Regions from separate parts of the Homo sapiens genome. Here region 1 is linked to region 2. Evidence: read pairs that join two places in POLR2A ChIA-PET (ENCODE). Cell type or tissue: MCF 10A. All regions are shown on one strand.

Region 1 (4,000 bases), 59 kb before region 2:
TGGACCACTGATTTTGCCCTTTGACCCTGCACAATGACCTTTGCATCAGCCAAACTCATTGCCATGACAACTCTTTGTACTGTGTCCGTGCCACAGATCTGTTGGTCACATTGTTAATAGTAAAGGGGACAAGTTGGAGACGGTCAATTTTTACATTTTTTGTTGCAATTTTTTCTTCAATGGTTGTAAGTAGTTTTTTTTTTTTTTTAATAATAAAAGGGTTCACTAGTTAATACTCTAGAAATATCTGTGTGTTGCAATTCAAATGTATGTTGAGATTGTGAAAAGCGCTTCAGTGCCACTAGCTTACCGGTACACTAGACTAAGCCCTTGATGACTTATTGCATGATACAGTACCAGGAACAACAGGTGGCCTAAATACATGAAAAGCAGTGTAAGCTAGTGACACTAAAGCCAGTCTTGTATTACTGTATTTTTGACAGAATGGTTTTGAAAACTGTGCTACAGGGACTGATGTGGCAAATATATCTCTTTATGCAGAAGGAAGTCTTTTTTTTTCTTTTTTTTTTTTTTAAGAAGTATGGCTTTTTATGCATCCTTCATCGAGGGCATTGAAGTTGCATGGACTGATAAAAGTTGATGCAAAACAAGAAAGAAACAAACAAAAAAAAAAAACCAGCAAAATGTTTACCAAAAAACTCAAACAAATGAGCAGTGCCTGTTCAATTTCACAGTCTCTGTTGAGTTCAGTTGTAAATATGTTTCAAATGACATTTTCTTGGGAAAAAAAATCTCTACAACATTGTAGAATGTGAGGGGTAACTACATCCCAGGCATAGGTTTCTCAAAGCTGCAGTAGATTATGTCTTCATCAAGCTGTTAATTTGTGCTTATATCATATAGAACTTTTAGCATCCTGGGAAGAGCTGCCCCCACCTCAATGATATTTCTCTGAGAACAACTTTTGTAGGACTGTGTGTTTCTTTAGATACATTTAGTACAACTGTAGGTGACGAGTAGTCAGTTATTGCTTGCTAGCTACACACCAGGGTTGATCCATTTTAAAACTTTTGGCATTTTGTCCTCATGGGCCATAAATACAGAACCTTGTATTTTAATTAAATTTTTTTACAAAAGGAGGCACATGCACAATCTCCATGTAACAAACCTTTAGCAGTAGGATGTATTATACGACAGTTACTTAATTTCTAGAGTTCAGGCCTCTGGGATCAACCCCAGACTGGGCCAGAATGTTAGTGAAGGTTTTATTGTGCCCGGTTGGAGGATAACGTTCTTTGGGTACTTTTTGTGGGTTGCAAATGAACTCAATTGCCACAAGTTTTAAACTGGTGTAAATCAAGCTTGACTTAATGTGATTGTTACTGTTATATCCAGCCTATACTGCTAGCAGCTGCTCATACTGCAGTCAATTACTGGAAGCGGATATATTTCCTATGCAAAAACTGTTTAAACAATAAAATGAGCTATGCTACAGACTCTGGCCTCATGTTTTATTTTTCTCCTCATCGTCTCCTTGCTGTTCTGCCTACATTAATGTTGGGTCAGTAGTGTCCCAGAAATTGATCTTGGCCCTTAACTTTGGGGGTTTTGTAGCACTGATTTAATTATTAGCATCTGGGATAGTTAATATTTCAGTTCAATATTTAACCGTATATCTGTGTATATCTATATAATCCTTCCTTGCAGTTCCTAATAAATACAGTCATCCCAAGCTTTCTAAACAATGACAGTAAAAAAAAAAAAAAAGAAAGTGCAGTTATAGAATCGCAGACCTCACTCTCTGAGAAAGGCCTTTGAGCAATACGTTGAAGACGATGTGTGCCATGATGACTGGACTGTGGTCTCTGTGAGAGAAAAACCACAGGGCATCAAACACTGAACAGAAAAGGTAAGCCCCGGGGACACCCTGTGGCTGTGGGTTTAGTGGTTACATGAATACTGCAGGAGAGCAATTTCTTCCTGCAAATGCCTGAAAAGGAGCAGCATCTTGTGTTTCCAAGAAGCAGTGCTACTTTTCAACACAAGCAGGGGTGATGTTCCCTTTTCACAGGGAGACATACACAAGGGCTAAAACCGAGGACCGGGTCCCAAATCCAGCCTCACTGAAAGCAGCATTTCTGAATGGAGTCAGCTGGAGTTCAATAATAGCTAATTGAAAAGGAATGAGCTTAAATGGTTTTGTGATCCATCTGAGTGATGTGCATAAATGAAGCAAAAATAATGCAAGCTTCATTGAAAATAGAGATAAAAATGCCTGGAATTTGACTATCCCAACCAAAGACTTGCTGAGACAGATCTGACTGCCTGATCCGACCAACTCTGATTTGTGGCTGAGGTTTCTTTCATGTCCCCAAACCACCCTGGTTTCCACCACTGTGTGTGGAGTCGTATGGAAATTGATGGACTATAATATCCTGGAAAAAAAAAATTGGAGAATCCTGGAAGTATGAGACAGTAATTGGATTTCTTAGAAAATGAAGACATTTCTTAAGAAATGTTTGAGAATATTATCATTGAAATAAAACTTTTACCTATAGAGAGATTTTTGCCTTTTTAAAAACGTTTGGCTCTATTGGCAGAGATCAAGATTTAGGCTGAGGCGGATGGATTGCTTGAGCCCAGGAGTTCAAGACCAGCCTGGGCAACATGGTGACACTCCCATCTCTACAAAACATACAAAAATTAGCCAGGCATGGTGGTACATGTCTGTTTTTCCAGCTACTCAGGAGGCTGAGGTGAAAGGATCACCTGAGCCTGGGAGGTTGAGGCTGCAGTGAGCCATGATCTTGCCGCTGCACTCCAGCGCCTGGGTGACAGAGCAAGACCTTGTCTCAAAAAAAAAAAAAAAAAAAAAAAAAAAAAAAAAAAAAAAAAAGATATTTAGGGATCAAAGAAAGATGGCAGTTACAAAGGAAGAATACACAGGAACAATTGAAGGCCCATGCCTTAAGTTAAACTGCCTGATTTCAAATTCTGAAAATACCCTGACTAGCTGTGTAGCAAATAAATAAACTTTACCTCAGTTCTCTCATCTGTAAAATTAGATATTAATGACAGTACCTGTCTCATTAGACTATTAAGAGGATAAATAAGATTGCACATGTAAAGCCTTTATCACAGTGTCTGGTACATGTTATTAGGCAATGTGATACATATATGAGTCAGGAATGAATGGATTCATTCGTTTTTTTTGGGGGTAAGAACATAAAGGCATGAATTATTTTTATTGGCCATTTTTGTTTTGTTTTGTTTTACTGTGATTAAAAAATAATTGAATGGCTACTGTTCAGAGATCATGACTTCCTTTCCCTTTTAGCTTTAACTCTGTGTCAGCCAGCAGAATTTTCCTGACAGGTATTCCAGCAGACTTCTTCCAAGACACCGTTTCTGAAACTGCATGCCCATACGTGGTCTTACTTTCCCTTCTTTCCCTTCAGATGTTGTCAGTATTTTTCTTTGTGAAGAGAGAAAAGCATTGATTTCTCAAGTGTATTAATTCTCCAAGTAGTTTTATTTTATAGGAGACACTTAGGATTTGCAAGGAATAGACGTGTATTCAAATGGAGAAAGTCATGGGTATTAAACCGAAGCAGCTGGGGAAGAGGAATTGCAAGGCAAGAGGGCAGTGGCTCACCTCCCTTCCCTTCCCTGACACTCCATTCTCCCCTCCAAGGTGAGGACTGGATAAGGATGTGGAATCTACAATGGACTGGGAGAGACTGGATAAGCTGAGATATGAACTTTCCAAACTTCACACCAAGGAGCCCCACCGAGTCTTTACAGGACACACCAGCTGTTCCCACCGAGAAAGGAAACAAAACTTTTTTTGTTTGTTTGTTTCTTTCAGGATACCTCCCTCTGTGGAATCCCCTCTTCTGCATTGTCTTTCACTCCTCTTTCATCAGGTCACAAATGCCACTATTCCATCCTTAGTCCTTTGTCCAAAATTGCCATTTTCACTCTGAGTTGGCATCTACGATGATGCTCACACTATCTCTTGTTCCGAAGTGGTCCTTTC
Region 2 (4,000 bases):
ATGAAATAAATGTTCACTGGAGTGCATGTGTCAGGTAGTAGAGAAACAATGATGAGCCAAAATCTACCCAGGGCTTGCTTTCATGGTAGTCAGGTGAGTGGGAAAATATCTGCAAACCAAACAACCACCTAAATAAATGTGAAGCTGCAAATGTGAAAAGTGCTAGGACACAGAGATCCATCTATTAAGAGAGTATATAATAATAGGGTATTTGACCTGTTCAGGGAAGGAAGGAAACATTTCCTTATTGAAGTCATACTTGAGCTGGATATGTAGGCTGAGTAAGAGTTTATTAAGTGAAAGGCAAAAGGTCATATTCGGAGAGAGGCCCACAAGTGCAAAGGCCCTGTGGTAGGAAAAAGCATGGCAACTAAGGAAGACTGAAAGATTCCAGGGTGGCTGGAGTGTGTGTGCCTGGGTGTGATTGTGTGTGTGTGTGAGAGAGAGAGATAAGGTGTGAGGCTAGAAATATAAGGCTTTCTGGTTGTTTCTCCATTTATCTTAAAAACAGGCATGATGGCTCACAACTGTAATCTTAGCACTTTGGGAGGCCAAGGCAGGCAGATAACTTGACTTCAGGAGTTTGAGACCAGGCTGGGCAATATGGCAAAACCCTATCTCCACAAAAAATTTTTAAAAAATTAGCCAGGTGTGGTGGTGCACACGTGTAGTCCCAGCTACTTTGGAGGCTGAGGTGGGAGGATTGCATGAGCCTGGGAGGTTGAGGCTGGAGTGGGCCGTGATTGCACCACTGCACTCCAGCCTAGGCAACAAAGTAAGACTCTGTTTCTAAATAAATAAATAAATAATACAGTGAATCCATTCAAGAGATTGCAGTCTATGAATGACATGATGATTTTAATGCAGACAGCAGATGGAAGTGAGGCAAGAGTGGAAGAGGGTAAGCCAAGCAGGAGGCTATCGTAGCAGTCATGGTGATCAACAAAAATAGCTGGACTAGTAAATAAAGGAAGAGTGGTGGGAGTGTAATGAAGAAAAAGGGATGGATTGGAAAGTAGTTTAGGTTGTCCAATTGAAAGGAGTTTTTCATAGATTGGATATACAGATGAGGAAGAAAAGGTGACAGAGATGACACTAGAATTTTTGCCTGCAAAGCTTGCTGAAGTGTAGGACTATTCTTTATATAGGAAACTGTGAAAGGCAATCAGATTTGAGGTGGAAGTTTATAACAGATTTAGATGCATTGCAAGGTATATTTTAGACCTTGAAATGGGATGCTAATTTGGATATGCATGTCTGAAGTTTAAATGAGAGGTCTGTCCTGAAGATAGGAATTTATGACTCTATGTAGAGGTAGTTTTGAAAGTCATGAACATGCATGAGGTGGCTGGAGGAGAACTGATCCATGGGGGAGTGATGCTGAATCAGGAACTCCTGGAGGCATCGAGGACACAATGTTAATGATACTCAGTCCCTGGATTGAAAGTACTTGCCACTTAGTGGGCTGAACTTTGATTTATCAGATTCCAAAGCCCACAGTGTTTTAGTGACATCATCCTTTGAGAAAGCAAAGGCTAAACTGAGTAGGAGTCAATGCTGTAGTTCTTGACCTTTAATTTTTTTTTTTTTTCATTTTTAGCTTTGTGGTTTCCTGCCACTGTTTTGGCATGCTTGTTGTTGAGATTGAGAAATAGTAGTGTATATTATATTTGGCAATTATGCTTATAATCTGAAAGTGTTTGTGTAAGCTTAGGAGGTGTAAACTTTTTACTTCGCAAACAGGGAAACAGAGATCCAGGCAGGGCCAGGGGTGTTTTGGGTGAGATCACCAAAGGCCCAGAAATAAAGAGTAGAATCCATGACATCTCAACTCCAGAAGTACTTTCCGTGCCTCTGAAACATGATGCTTCACTTACTTAGGTTTTGATTTTTTTTTTTTTTCACAAGACTAGTTAGAAAAAGAAGTTGGTATTGCTGTCCCAGATGGACTCCTGATCTGTCCAGGTGCTCTAGATCCTGACCATCCTACTAATCATTAGTACCAGAAACATCAGGATCAATCATCACATTTGCAAACTAAAAACAGTGAAGGTGGAAATTGCAAATCACTTCCAATCCAATAGCATGCCGTCCATGGTAATAGAAATGAACCACGACAGGACTGGTTTACAGTAGTTGAGAAGACAAATTTTCAGAAGCAAATATTGGCCTAAAGAAACTTCCAGGAATTAGGGGTTCTCCAAAATAATTTGTATTCAAGGGTGATATGATTTTTAAAAGTTATTTGTTTGAACAAGGAGCATTTCCATTTGGAAAAAATATTCAAACAACACAGGAAGTACCCAGTGAAAAGAAGCCTCCATTACAGCACTGCTCCCCAGAGCCGGGTCTCCTTCCTCTGAGGCAACAACTGTTACTAGTATTTTTGCTTATTTATCTAGAGATACTCTATGTATATCTCCCTTTTATAAACAAATGGCAGCTTGTGATGCATGGTGCTTTTTGCCTTGTTTTTTCTGTAGGACATAATTCCATACCTGTATATACAGATCTGCCTTGCTCTCTTTGGTGGCTTCAGAATACTTCATTGCAAGTGTCCCCTAACTTTTTGAACCAGTCTTCTACCAATGGATATTTAGGTTGTTTCTAATCTTCAGCAATTAAAACAGTGATGAAAGGAATATCCTTTTATCATCTTTACATATGTAAGTATATCTATAGGAGAAATTTCTAGATGTGTGATTGATGGGTGAAAGGGCATATATGTATTCACAACTTTGATAGAGATTAGAAATATTCCTTTAAAGATGTTGAATTAATTTTTACTCCCATAAAACATATATGAGAGTGCTTGTTTCTCCCAACCACTTGTCAAATTATCATTTGGTCCTTTCCCTAAAATGGGAAATGCCTTTAATGATTTTTAAGCTATCTGTTTTGCCCCAACTTCTTGCTTGCTCAGGAATCAGAAGGTTTCTAGATTCTGCTCTTATGGCTACTCAGAGAGATTTAAGAATATCTTAGTTCTCTCTTTGGCAACTGACCTAACTTTTATGCAACAAAGAAGGGAGAAGAGAGTTAACATTCATTGGATGGTCTCAAATGTTTGGTATTCATTTAGCTAATACTTGTTGAACACCTACTCTGTGGGCTCTGTTTTAGGTTCTAGGCATTTATCAGAGAACAATGCGGACATAGACTCCTGACCTCTAGGACCTTACATTCTAGCAGGGGAATGAGACATTAAAAAATATGATAAACACTCAAATTAGAAGGTGGTAAATGTGGAAATACAAAAAAAGTAGAATAATATAATGGAGATTAGAAGAACAAGAGGCAAATAAATTTAGGGGATTAGGTAGGATGGCCAGGGTGATCCTCATTGAGAAGGTAATACTTGATTAAGGACTTGATGGTGTTGGGAAGTCAGCCAAGAGATAGCTGAGAGAAGAGCCTTCCATGCAGAGATTATAGGCAGAATGAAAGCTCGAAGGTGAGTGTGTGCTTGAGGCTTCCAGTGTGACTGGTGTGAGTGGGAGTGAGGGAGGGAGAGAGAGAAAGGGAGAAAAGGAGATAGAGATTTGATAAAGCCTTACAGGGCATTCATTCAGTGAGGCTGAAATGCAGCAGTACTGCAAGGTTTTGAGCACAATAAAGACAATGATCTGATACATGTTTCAAAAAGTAAAGACTTTTCTTTTTTGAGACAGAGTCTCACTCTGTTGTCTAGGCTGGAGTATAGTGGCATGATCTCAGCTCACTGCATCCTCTGCCTCTCGGGTTCAAGGAATTCTCCTGCCTCATCCTCCACGTAGCTGGGATTACAGGTGTGTGCAACCACGTCTGGCTACTTTTTGTATTTTTAGTAGAGATGGGGTTTTGGCATGTTGGCCAAGCTGGTCTCGAACTTCTGACCTTAGGTGATCCACCTGCCTCCGCCTCCCAAAGTGCTGGGGTTACAGGCGTGAGCCACCACTCCTGGCCTCACAAAGTATGACTTTGAATGCTGTGTTGAATAATAAATATGACAAGATTCCCT

What was found. Peaks named below come from ENCODE experiments on the same cell type or tissue, not always from the same donor. Only the 100,000 strongest peaks of a DNase experiment are listed, where the experiment ranks them.
Region 1: POLR2A ChIA-PET joins it to region 2 with 5 read pairs; 3 of 35 experiments call an interaction of 5 or more read pairs at or near these places.

What each region holds. Positions count from the first base shown.
Region 1 is chr9:14,079,305-14,083,304 of GRCh38, reverse strand. It overlaps NFIB (nuclear factor I B), which reads left to right. Exons shown (of 11, transcript NM_001190737.2): 11 at 1-1,457. Among named protein-coding and RNA genes, the nearest start is that of LINC00583, 150 kb to the right of the region's middle. In MCF 10A, no CTCF peak of the experiment used is centred here; no DNase peak of the experiment used is centred here.
Region 2 is chr9:14,019,839-14,023,838 of GRCh38, reverse strand. It overlaps LOC101929507 (a long non-coding RNA gene), which reads left to right and starts at 3,747. Exons shown (of 8, transcript XR_001746621.2): 1 at 3,747-3,788. In MCF 10A, no CTCF peak of the experiment used is centred here; a DNase peak (open chromatin) is centred at 1,608.